Linked DNA regions of Homo sapiens: region 2 is linked to region 1. Evidence: read pairs that join two places in POLR2A ChIA-PET (ENCODE). Cell type or tissue: GM12878. All regions are shown on one strand. Each heading gives the region's core, and the rest is flanking DNA. Links, peaks and the distances in the headings are about the cores only.

Region 1 (8,613 bases), core at 1,973-6,972:
GTGCTCTGGAGGAAGCTGCTGTGTCACCTTTCCAAAGAGCCTACGGATTATCGCTGTGAAAGCTCAGGCTGTCAGGTTTGAATCGTTGCCAACAGGCTTGCAATGTGAAGGGCTGATCCTCTTAATTGAGCAAAAGCACACCGTCCCCGCCACTGAAGCAAGCGACGCAGAGGCACCGTGCAATTCACCTCTACTGCTGAAGCAGTTACTTGTGTGGTCTTCAGTCGTTTGGTCCGAAAAGACAGATATTTTTCTCAGTATTTGCGACTTTAATGTGTTTGCATCATCATCTTCTGCAGCACCTTAAGTATCACAGAGCTGCTGCTTTATTTTTTTCCTGAGGAACCCATCAGATATATATGAAAACAAAGAGATACGATAATATGAACATCCCTAAGAATTACCATCGATACCAACAGGATTGATATATGTGAAAAACTATATATACATCTATACAGTATATTCAAGGCATATATTCAGGAAGCAGAGTGGTCACTTCAGCATCATCTCCATCAGGATTCTAGGTCAGCTCTTTCACAAACCTTGTGAATTGGGACAAGTCGAATAAGCTCTCTAAACTTTGACTTCCTCAACTGTAAAATAGGAATAAAGATAATACATGTTCAACCCCGTCTCTACTAAAAAATACAAAAAATTAGCCGCGCGTGGTGGCGGGCACCTGTAGTCCCAGCTACTCGGGAGGCTGAGGCAGGAGAGTGGCGTGAACCCGGGAGGCGGAGCTTGCAGTGAGCCGAGATCGCGCCACTGCACTCCAGCCTGGGCGGCAGAGCAAGACTCCGTCTCAAAACAAAACAAAACAAAACAAAACAAAGATAATACCTGTTCATGGTCATTTTTTGAAGATTAAATGAGATAATGCCGTAAAGCACTTAACACTGTGCCCAGAATATAGTAACCACTCCGTCAATGTTGACTGAATACATTAATAGGCTGCCAGGCATCCTCCAACCACTGACCCAGACTGGCTACATTTCTGAGACAATGGGGCTTATTCTCATCCTCAAAACAACTGGGTCCTGAGGCTATGTTTACAGCTGTGCTGGTTGCACCCTGTACAACCCTAAGAAGCATCATTCAAAGTTTATGCCTCAAGGATCTAGATATTGACTATTACAATTTTACAGCATATTATAACAATTTCCCAAGAGATGGAAATAAAGCATCGTGAGGAGTGGGGAGACTTTCTCCACTTTGCACAAAGGCACTCTACAAACAAGCCCTGGCCCTGGGCAGTAAAGACAAGCATTGGCGCCAGCTCCCTGGAAGAAAGCAACTCGAGTTAGATGACTGTTGTTTTAGCCACAGTTGGGCCCTTTCATGGGACTCTAAACACTGTAAGTATTGTGGAACAGGGCTCAAAAGCTGCTCTCGCTGGACGGTCTTTTTGGTTTGGAAAAGTTAGCTAACTGTGTTTGCTGTCCTTCTTATAATTATTATCTTATTTTACTAGATTCTTTGTTATGTCCAAGCAGTCTGTTGTGTTCAAACACAGTGACAGTATCTGTTCATCAGCACCGTCCACCTGCCATAATAATGATCAAAAGGCCACCCAAGCTCCCAGCACACCATCCTGAATCCAGCCAGTCCTGCCTGGAATAAGGCTGTCTGCAAACTCAGCCTTCCTCTTTGGAATAGGGACATGTCCTGAATGTGGACAGAAGACCTGAATACCCCCAGGCTGACTAGCTGAGGGTCAGCAAGAAGGATGGGCAGAATAAAGCAAGGAATGTGAGCCCAGGGGATCGAAAGAAACCATCGGGGCTACCACCACGCAGCAACCAGAGATGGGCGTCTGGAATGGTCACCTGAGCAAGGGGCCCCGGGAGATACAAATAGTCATAAGGACACAGCAGGCCACAGCTCCAGAGTGGGAACCTCTCCCTTCTTCAAACCCTGACAATATGCTGTCCCTAGCTCCCTATATTAGATTTAGGCATTGCCTGCTCACCCTCCTGGAAGTTTGTTCATACAAACGTGTAAGAACAATGACTCTGCCCTCCCTCTTACTTGTTTCTACCACAATAGTAAATCCATGCTGGTTGAGCATAAACCTATCCACTCTCTTCCATCCTGTACATTTCTCTGTCTTCATTGTAGTGGTGGTGGTCACACAACTCTATGAATTTGTCAAAACCCTAGAGCCATATATACCACAAAGAGTGAATATTACTGTGCGCAAATTAAGAGAGGGGGGTTATGGCAGACACTGTTGATTGCCTGCACAACAGCTCTTCTCCCTGACTCTGCTTCTGTTCTCACAAAATCCTGATTTTATTTTATTCAGCCTCCTTTAGGGGAGGCTGAACCTTCCCAGCCTCATAGGGATACATCTTGATTAATCTAAACCAATCGGGAATTCGATTCCTCCTGTCACGTATTGGTTTGGAAATGGCATTTGATAGGATTCTTGCCAATCTAAGGTGTGAAGGTCTGGGCCGGGTGCGATGGCTCACGCCTGTAATCCCAGCACTTTGGGAGGCTGAGGCAGGCAGATCTCTTGAGGCCAGGAGTTTGAGACCAGCCTGGCCAACATGGTGAAACCCCGTCTCTACAAAAAATACAAAAATTAGTCAGGCATGGTAGCGGGTGCCTGAAATCTCAGTTACTCAGGAGGCTGAGGTGGGAGAATTGCTTGAACCCAGGAGGCGGAGGTTGCCTTGAACCGAGATCATGCCACTGCACTCCAGTCTGGGCAACAGAGCGAAACTTAGAAAAAAAAATTAACTTAAAACATTTTTTAAATAAGATGTGAGGGTCTGGAAGCTTCTGCTCAGGTTCTCTTTACAAAGGGGCTTCACCTGGTTCTCTGCTGTCACCCGAGCCGATTATGCACCAGGGCCTGGTGGGGCTCCTGCTCTGCGCCATGGCCTTTGACATCATCATCACACCGGCTGGCAGGGGCTGGTTGCAGGCGAGTGACCACATCCACACATCCTCGCCGGAGTGGAGACGCTCCCACAAGTGTGGCCACCAGGGTCTCATGGGGGGAGACATGGTGAAGAGCGGCTGCTATGCTCCTCTGTGGCTCTATCACCCTCAAGATCTATTCCATCCTCTGCTTCTTTGCCCTCTATGGATCCCAAGCGCTTGTCTTCGTAGGAGTGACTAGAGCCTCTCGCTCTGGTTGCTGTGTTCCGAATCATCCTTCTGGTAATACACCCGTGAAATACACCCAGACCTTCAGCCTTCATGCCAAGCCTGCTGTCACATCTATTACTGGACCTACAGCTTCAGATGGGTGCCCACAATTATCCTGATCGGCTGTGCCTTCTCCTGCTGCTGCCTCCCAAACTGCGAAGATGACCTCCCGGACAACCTCAGACCAAGTACTTACATACATCACCTCAAGTGGGGAATGAGAGAGGAGGAAAATTGCTGGTGGGAAGATGGATTTGGAGGAAGGAACTAGTTGCAATCCATCAGAAGCCATGCTATACGATTAGAGCCCAGTTAAACTTGAGATGAAAATATCAAGCCGTTTTTAATCCTCAGGCTGTTTTCTTCAGGCTGCTTTGAACCTATTTTTTGGCAGTCGATATTACTAAACTAGTCGAAAATGCTAGCACAATTTGGGAGAAAATATTTCTTAAATACTGTTAGAGTTTCATGTTCATTTTTGATTTACGTTTTGTGAAGTTAAACACCACTCATTACCTATATTTGACAATATTTCCTTATATTATCCGTACAATTTATACCACATTTGTAAAAGAATATGAATATGAAACTTACCCCTTTATATAGTAAAAATGAGAAGGCTTTCAAGATTTAATAATCTGATCAAATTTTTGTTTTTACTAGATGGAATGGACTGTCTATTAAGGGCTAAGAAAAGGGAGATATTGGTAAAAATTGTCAGTTACCAAACATTCCAAAAAAATGCAAGAAGATAAACATTTTTGCAAGCCTTCAGATATTTAAAGAAGCAAAATAGTTTCCTACAGGCATAATATTTGTGAGAATTTGTAATTACTATCCTGAATAATTGATTTTTTGCTAAGCTTCACATTAACTTGAGGCATCACCTAGGAACGTATTCTTTCATGGCCAAGGCCTGTGTGGTAGTGAGGCCTCCTTAAGAAGTAAAATGTGAAAATGAAATTTCCTCTTTTGAAGTGGTTTATGGGGTGAGGATGTGGGAAAATGCTATATTAATAAATTCGTACTGTTTTATGTCTATATGTTCAGGCTCAGAGCAGACCAGACTGAAAGATGGACTGGGTCTAATTCATCATGATGATAGATTTGATTAGATTGTGTAGTGAAGCATTAGAAGGGCCATTCCTATCACAAAAAACACCATTCCAACAGCCTAGGAGTAAGAAATGGCTTGACTTTTGTTTTCATCTCAGGTTTAACTAGGCTCTAATTATATAAATACAGCTTCTGATAGATTGCAACTGTAAGCAAAAACCAACATATAGTTAAAAATGTGGTCTTCCTTGGTAAATAGATCCAAAATGTCTAATGTAAAACATGCAGCAGCAGATTTAAGGAATGTGAGTTTCTCTCAATGGCATATATATGATATATCCAGAGGATTTTTATATTGTTTGTACTTATATAATGAAATTCATTTTACTGCCGGGCATGGTGGCTCATGCCTATAATCCCGGCACTTTGGAGGGCCGAGGTGGGAGGATTGCTTGAGTCCAGGAGTTCTAGACCAGCCTGGGTAACACAGTGTGACCTCAACTCTAAAAAAAAAAAAAAAAAAAAGAAATTCATTTTATATATTGAATCATTATTTTGTAAGTTGTGAAATAAGCAATTGCAGTTTTCATTATGATTTTTCCCCAGTAACCAGGTATTCTAATTTTTAAAAAGAGCTAGAGGGCAGGGATTCAGAAAGATGACACGCCCTCTGCTTTTCCGGCTTTTGGCATTGTGTGAGGATGTAATGCATGGAGCTGCTAATGCAAGCTTGTGAAGATGAGGGGTGCTAGCGCATATGATGAGGATGGCAGACCTGATAGGTGGAAAGATCTAGGTCATCCTGACAACATTAAGCAGCTGAACTCACTGATCCCAGAGCCTCAGGCCACCCCACCCAGCCCTTACCATCTCCTGTCCTACTGCCATGGGAGGTAATACACTTTTTCCTTATTGTTGAAGCTGCTTTATTTGATTTTCCTATTACCTGCAGCCAAAAGCATTGTGATTAATACACTGGTCTCGTGCTGCTGGAAATGAATCATGCCTCCTGTAGGGTTGTATCCAACAACAGACACATGGCAGGTGTCTGTTATACCATCCACAAGATACAATGTGTTTGTTTTGCAGAAATTGTCTCTATCACCTGTGGGCTTTTGCTACCCATAGAGCTACTTGTACCTAATTCAACCAATAAAAATAATGCTAGAAACTGAAGCCAACAAAGCTGTCAAAATTTGTCTTGGGTTCTTGGGTTAGACAACTTGTTGAGATTTTATAATACATTTCCTTTTCTCTCCTCTTTTTCTAGGTTCTTTCCTGCTGGATGCGAAACACTCAATTATCACTTCCTCATGTGTGTAGTCTCCCTCACTGAGTCAGCTCTCACTGGGGCCTTCCCATGACTTGTTTGTTGTCTTTATCTGTCTGAAGCCTCATCTTCCTTTGACATTTATCTTCATCTGGAAATTCTATAATCTTCCTTTTCCTCTTGTCTTGATCTTACATAAAATCAACATTGTCCATTGAAAGTTATGTTTAAGAAGCATTGTTAACAAAACTATCATGAAGTCCCTTGTACCTTGTTAAAAACCACTGTATTCATAACTTTGTTGTTTTTTTCAAATATATTTTTCTCTGGATTGAAACTGCTTACCATTCAGGTCATTGGAAGTCTCTTCATTCCCATTAAACTCTTTTTCAGGTTTGACATCTTTGTCCTCTATTAACTCAACTTTGAGTATCTCCTTTTTAATCCAACAGAAAAAGCTCCTCCCCTATCCTTCCAGCCCCATGACTGTAAGATAAAAAATTTCCTGCTACAGGCATCTTGCAGGCAATGTGCCAGACAGGCAATGCATCAAACAGCCGACATTGATCAGAACTCAGCCCTTGTCATATATCTCTTCCTAAAATGCCTAGCAGAATAATTTGTTGAGTACATGCTCAATAACTTAAATTGTTTTGAATTAAATCAAATTAAAGTCTTACAGTCACTACTGGAGGGAGAACAGGCAACATGTATGAATTTTCACTGTTTTGGAGCACATGGAAAAGAACATCAATACTAGTAGCATCTCAAGATCCCAGTGGCTAGACCCAGCCTACACACGACAGTCAAAATTTACTATTTATGATGTGGATTATCTCATACTAGTCCATTGCTTCACTTTCTACTGACTGACACCTCTGGCACATTTCATCCTTTTTCTTCTTTTTCTTTTTTTAGAGACGGGGTCACCCAGGCTGGAGTACAGTGGCATAATCATAGCTCACTGCAGCCTCGCTCATGAACTCAAGTGATCCTCCCACCTCAGCTGACCAAATAGCTGGGACTAGAGGCATGCCCACCACACCCGGCTAAGCACCTTTGATTCTAATATTGAAAATATCATTATAAAATATCTAGTAGGTATGGATTAATGAATGAGTTAAATGGCAGATGTTTGACCCTAATAAGTAAAGGTTTCGGGACGCCAGGGAGATGGTAATATCTGGGATCTTCTTAGGCCTCATTACCAGGACATAAAGAAACAAAATGAAGTTTCTCAAAATGCCCATTTAATACATTATTTTTTATCGTAATAAACATACGGCCTTTTCAGATCTTATTTTTGTTCCTTCTATTGTTAGTCCTGAGTGTTTGCCTATGGTGACAGCCAGATTTCATTTCATTCATTCATTCATTTATTCATTCTGACCATCATCTGGGGGCCAAGCACTGTGGTGGGTACTCAGGGTGCACCAGTGAACAGAACAGACAAAGCCCTGCCCTCTTGGAGTTTACATTCTAGTGCAGGCAACATGGGAATATAATAAATCCATAAACTCAGGAAGAACTTAGTTCTTTTTAGATCAATAAGGCCTGACTGTGAACTGTGAACTGTGAAGGGACAGATTCCCTGAAGAGGTACCGAGACCTCATTTTAAAAGAAGACTTTTTATTTTTGGACATTCTTTAGATATTGACTTTTTCTGTTCTCTAGTAGAAGTATCTTGCAGCAAGGAATAGAAAGACTGAAGTCAATTGATGCGATATTAGGAAAGTCCTGTCTTTTGCTTCTCTGGGCCCCTGTGTGGACTTCTGTGAATGAAAGAATAAAAAACAAAGTGCTTTTCCTATGCTCTTACTCAACAACAATCAACACAGAAGACTTCTGTGACCTCTGGGCACGAAGAAGTTTGTGGAGATTTCTCCCAACCAGCAGCCAATCAATCAATCCAGCAGAGGACACTAGCTGGGTGTCCTCTTATTCAATTCAATTCTGATGCTATCTACCTGGAGACAGCATCAGATCCCACAGGTTGAGGGCTCAGTCCCACAAAACTGCCCTCCACCGCCCCAGGATCCTCTCCTTTTTTTAGGGTCCATTGATTAGCAACCTTAATTCTATATGGAACCTTAACTCCCCCCTGCCAAATGAGGGGGAAAAACACACCCAAAGCGTTCCCTCTATTCTCTCACTTAAACAATCAACACAGAAGACTCCTGTGACCCAATTGAGGAGGTGTTTTTCCCATCCACCAAGCAAGCAAACAATTCCTCAGTGGACACCAGCTGGGTGTCCTCCAATTCAATTCGATTCTGATGCTATCTACCTGGAGAGAGTGTCAGATCCCAGAGATTGAGGGCTCAGACCCATAAGACTGCCCTACCCCCAACACACACACCTTCCCATGCAGATCGCAAGCCCCAGGTTGTATTATCTGTGCTTCTGACCAACTGGCTATACACTAGGGTTCCCACAACCCCGCCGGGTTCCCTTAATTTGTTAGGGCAGCTCACAGACCTCAGGGAAACACTTAAGTTTTCCTGTTTATTATAAGGGATGTTACAAAGGATACAGATGAAGAGATGTGTAGGGCAAGGCATGCAGGAAGGGACACAGAGCTTTCGTGCCCTCCCTGGGCACACCACCTTCCAGGAACCTCCACTGTCTGGAGGTTCAGCTACCTGGAAGATTCCAGAACATAGTCCTTTTTGATTTTTAAGCTTCATTAGGGAGGCATGATTGATTAAGTCATTGGTCATTGGTGACCAACATAATCTTCAGCCCTTCTCCCCTTCTCAAGGTTTCGGGGTGGGGCTAAAAGTCCCAACCCTCTAATCTTGCCTTGGTCTTTCTGGTGACCAACCCCATCCTGAAGCTACCTAGGAACCGCCCCTATTAGTCAATTCAATAGCACATACAAAGCCACTTATTACTTTGAAGAGTCCAAGGATTTTAGGAGTTGTATGCCAGGAAACTGGAGGATAACCAAGTACTGTATATATTTCACAATATGACAGCCTCACTTTCCATTATAACAAAATAAGGAAATTAGATAATCAACAAGGCTCTCTGTAGCTCTGAAATATTAACACTGTGATTTTATGGAACACATATAAGAAATCCTCTAGCTTTTTTTATTTGACTTTTCCAGCAGTTAACGTGTTTT
Region 2 (5,000 bases), core at 1-5,000, 510 kb before region 1:
ATGTTTTGTCACTCCACTATCTTGATGGTGTTCTCTGACACACAAAAGTATTTGATTTTGACCAAGTCCATTGTGTCTAATTTTTATCTTGTTGTTTGTGCTTTTGATGTTATATCTAAAAAGACCATACATTTTAATATTAAACTCCATGTCAATAAAAGAATGGATTGGAAAAGAAATGACATAAGAATCAAAGCAAAAAAACAAAATTATTGGGGACTCAAATCCAGAATCAATTTTCTTGTAATAAAGAAGCCGTACATATTATCATAAAGTATTGACTTGTAAATACAATAGTGATCTGTCTGCTCAAAGTTTGAATGGACTTTGTACTAATGAGTGAAAAGTGAAAGCCCTCAAGGAAAATAATACATAAATAATTTCCAATCACTGCATTAAGATAAAATTTAGCTGTTTTAAGGCTTTTAACCTACAAAATTAAAAGATATTTTTGGTCAGTAAAAAAGTCAGAAGTATAACCTTCCTCTACAAATGAAACACTTACCTGCTAAGTAATTCTAATCCAGCAGAGTACTTTGGCAAAAATGGAACAGTCCTGCCCAAAAGAAACACTTATTAAAACTGTTCTTGATTTAGCCAACTGAAAAAAAAAAAAAGGTACATACAAGAATTTTGACATTGTCAATTGTAATATATTTTAAAATCACTAATGACAATTATTAAACTTTTAGAGAAATGTGTTTTATTTCAGAGTTAATGTACTGTATGTAACACACTATCAACCATCATTTTGCCCCAGAGATTCTCTTCAGCATACAATAAATTATTTAATATAATGTTGGATAAGAACAAATATGTAAGATCACAGTTCATTTCTAGGTTGAAAATGAAATCTGGTCACATGCTTTACTTTATTAAAAAAATGGACAAACAGCACAATCCTGGTGTTTTCATACAAAACAGGTAACATAGCTGAAGAGGCTCATTTGCCAAGTAGTATTTCATCATTAATTTGCTTTTCAATAATTCAGGACTTTTACTTTTGCTCTTATACAAATTAAAAATGACTAATTGTGATCAAATAATACTCATTGACTGTCAGAGTAAAACAATTATACTTCACCATTTTTTCAACCATTTCACGATTTTATTAGAAAATTTTCCTGTTACAAAATTTAGAAAGAATCGATAAATTATTTTGTAGTCAGATGCACTCAACAAATCTAAGGTTCATTAATATAACTACACAATTGTGAATACACCAAAAGTTGTATGAAATTTAAGTCACAGTTAAGTTAAAATCTTAGCACAAGCTTACCTGGGTTTGCTTTTCACTTTTGCTTCTCTTGACTTGTCACTTAAAGTCTTCAGCCTATAATTCAATATAAAATATAATATTTTTACAAGTCAAGAGATTATTATTATTTTTTTGAGACAGGGTCTCACTCTGTCGTCCAGGCTGGAGTGCAGTGACATGTACATTACTCACTGCAGCCTCAATCCTGGGCCCAAGTGATCCTCCCACCTCATCCTCCTGAGTAGCTGGGACTATAGTCACCCGCCACCACGCCTGGGTAATTTCTTTTTTTATTTAGTGGAGACGGAGTCTTGCTATGTTGCCCAAGCTGGTCTCATACCCCATGCCTCAAATGATCCTCCTGCCTCAGCCTCCCAAAATGCTGGGATTACAGGCATGAGCCACCCCACCCAGCCCAGAGATTTTTCAACCACAAATTTTCACATGTTAAAATTTTAGGTCAGATAAGCTACTTTTTTTTTTTTAAGCAAGAATTAAGTACCTCAAAAGACAACAAATATTTGAGTGTTTACTATATGTTAGATACTACAAACGGAAAATCTGTAGCAAATTTTTTTTTAAGAGATGGTCTCACTCTGTTGCCCAGGCTAGAGTATAGTGGTGCGATTGTAGCTTACTGTAACCTCAAACTCTTGGGCTCAAGCAATCTTCCCACCTCAGCCTCCTGGGTAACAAGGATGACAGGTATGTGCCACCATGCCCAGCTATTTGTTTCACTTTTATTTTGGTCTCACTATGTTGCCCAGTCTGGTCTCTATCTCCTGGCCTCAAGTGATCTTCCCACCTCAGCCTCCCCATAGAGCTGGGATTATAGGTGTGTGCTACCACGCCAGGCCTTATTTTCATATTCTTACTTACCCCAAGCCCCTTTTTTAGAAACCAAGATTCCTAAATGTGATCAGACCACAAAAACATAATTTATCTGGCATCTTTAGAAAAAGTAATGTTCCACATAGGAGAAATCGATAGGTAACAAAGATATCTAAGCAGCACACTTCATTAAGTAGATGCTACCCAGGCCTTCAAATCTCTTTAAGCATCCACAGTATTTGAAATTTTAGTTGAGAAAAAGCTTTTTAAAATATATTACAAACTTCTTTCATTAAAGAGGATTTTGTATATCTCATTTAACATTTTGTGATGACTCAGGATCAGTATTAAGAATATCATTGACTACATTTTGCAGCAAAACAGTACTCTCCCCTGATACTTCTGAGCTAGAAATGCATCTTCATCTATTAACCTGAAACCAATCTATGGTAGTTTTGTGTTTGTTTGGGCTCTTATGTCTACCTTTCCTAAATTTTCTTTCTCTACCATTGGTCACCTGGATGTCAGCTCTCACTCACTGCTTCTGCCAGCTATTTAATTCTAGCAGTCTCCTCCCCTCTACTTGCTGCTTTTAAATTATTGCACTGGAAAACAGATAAATGGGCTAGAGCTGCATATATAGAATTAACAGACTCTTTTAATGTAAAATATGATGTTCATAAACTGTACAATTTATTTTCACTTCACTGGCCCAGTTTTACTTTATTTTGGCTGTGGACTCTGTTACAGATAACTGAGGTTGCCAATAAGTGAGTGCTACAGTATGCAGTAATATCACATAAAATGAGATATCATGTACACATTCTTCTCAATCACTTCAACAAGTACTCATTTGTAAATAGAAACTGAAAATATAGGCCACAGTACTACTGCTAGCCCCTACAAAGTCTTTGTAAAAACAGAAATAGCTGCTCCTTCCTCCAGACACTTTACTGCCATCAGCCAGAAACTGTCCTAATACACAAGTTGACTCTTGCATGAATGCCTCAACTAATGCATGGTACAGTATACAATCTGCACAACTATGCATGCTGGTTCTGAAACAGGATTCCATCTTTTCTGTCTATAACGTCTGATTAAGCACCATATGGGGACTTCTGATAAACTGCATTTTTTTAAAACCAAATTAGAATGCCAATGTCATACAAAGAGTTTCATATTACTCTATGATCTTTTTCAAAAAATAAAATATTGACAAGATCAATTCCTCTGCAATATTCAAAAGATTCAGCAATCTCTTTAATACAAAAGTAATTAGTATACCTCTCTAGATAAGTCTAGGAAATTGTGTAAAAGTCTAATATAAATTTCTCAGTTTATCCTGGAAACTAGTAAATCTGGTTTAAACCAAGATTAAGCAAAACCTAGGGAAAACAATTTTTATGGCCATGCTCTACCATTTCCACTATAAAGTTTGATCAAAATACTTAGTTGGAACATCTCAGGCAAAATTATCCTAGTTATATACAGCAGTGCCTCATACTCAAAATGATTCTCGCATTATTTTTAGTGATTCAGGAGAATTCTATACAGCTGAGTGTGAAAGGGAATTCCTAAGATCCTCTTTGGACTACTCTAATTATATGATCCAGCAAATCTCTAAGTTGGTATTTCAACTATTTATTTCTAAAACAAACTTTTACTTTCTTAATTGTAATATGCCAAGTTTGGAATTCTCTTCTCTGCCCCCCTACCCCATCTCCTCCCCGCCACCGACAAAAAGAAAAAACCGGTTTGAAATGAAAGGGAAAAAAGGAGTGTTACAGGGAACAGAAAGTAAAATTGTTGGAAGATTCAACAAAAGATTCCCCATGTGGCTCTTTAACAGTCATCTGTTTTAAAAATTGGTCTTTAACCAAATTTAATGTGTGAAACTTATCTGATCTGGATTTGAACAAACCAACTGTAAAAAGTCGTTTCTAAGAACAAAAGAAGTCTGATTATGGACTGCATAATTGATAATATCAAAGAATTAGTGTTAATTTTATTAGTTATGACATCAGCACTGCATTTATGTAATGTGTTTCCTTTTTAGTGATGCAAGCTGACATATCACAGGTATAGTAGGCAAGTCTGAGATTTACATTATAAATAAAGGGAGAGACAAGGCAAACGTGGCAGTATCTGAAAACTGTTGAATCTCAGCAATGGATATATGTGGTTCATTGTGTTATTCTATTTGTGTGTGTGTTTGAGACTTTGTAAAATACAATTTTTTTTTTGAGACAGGGTCTTGCTGTGTCACCCAGACTGGAGTGCAATGGAGCAATCATAGCTCACTGCAGCCTCAAGCTCCTGGCCTTAAGCGATCCTCCCACCTTAGCCTCTCAAGTAGCTGGGACTACAGGCTCACACCAGCACACCCAGCTAGTTTTTAAAAACCCTTTGTAGAGACAGGGGTCTCCCTATGTTGCCCAGGCTGGTCTTGAACTCATGGGCTCAAGCTATCCTCCCACCTCAGCCTCCCCAAGTGCTGGGATTAGAAGCATGAACCACCATATCCAGCCAAAAAACATTTTTAATAACAAAAACAATCTTTTAGGTATTCATCTTTTCTCACCACTTCTTCTCCAAATAAATGGCCAATGTGCCAAAATGCAGAAAAGAAACTGTTGGAGAAAACAAAGTAGCTATAGGAAAGTTGGAAATAGTCATCTTTTTCCCTGCTAAAAAATAAAAACAAAGTAAAAAACAAAGTAGCTATAGGAAAGTAAAACGAAGTTAAAAAAAAAAAAAAGTAAAAAAACAAAGTAGCCATAGGAAAGTTGAAAATAGTCATCTTTTTGCCTGCTAAACTTTCTTGATTGTTTCCAACTATTATTCTTAAGATGAAAAATATAAAAGATCAGATATACTTAAGAAAGTAACAAAAAGCCAAAAAGGTATTTTC

The links. Peaks named below come from ENCODE experiments on the same cell type or tissue, not always from the same donor. Only the 100,000 strongest peaks of a DNase experiment are listed, where the experiment ranks them.
Region 2: POLR2A ChIA-PET joins it to region 1 with 6 read pairs; 3 of 35 experiments call an interaction of 5 or more read pairs at or near these places.

The regions. Positions count from the first base shown.
Region 1 is chr6:16,158,066-16,166,678 of GRCh38, forward strand. It overlaps a transcript of MYLIP not described here and the pseudogene PERPP3. Among named protein-coding and RNA genes, the nearest start is that of MIR4639, 21 kb to the left of the region's middle. In GM12878, for the core only: no CTCF peak of the experiment used is centred there; a DNase peak (open chromatin) is centred at 4,165.
Region 2 is chr6:15,650,808-15,655,807 of GRCh38, forward strand. DTNBP1 (dystrobrevin binding protein 1) reads right to left here. Exons shown (of 10, transcript NM_032122.5): 2 at 1,280-1,333; 3 at 506-556. Among named protein-coding and RNA genes, the nearest start is that of DTNBP1, 9.7 kb to the right of the region's middle. In GM12878, for the core only: no CTCF peak of the experiment used is centred there; a DNase peak (open chromatin) is centred at 3,004; H3K27ac peaks cover 709 bases.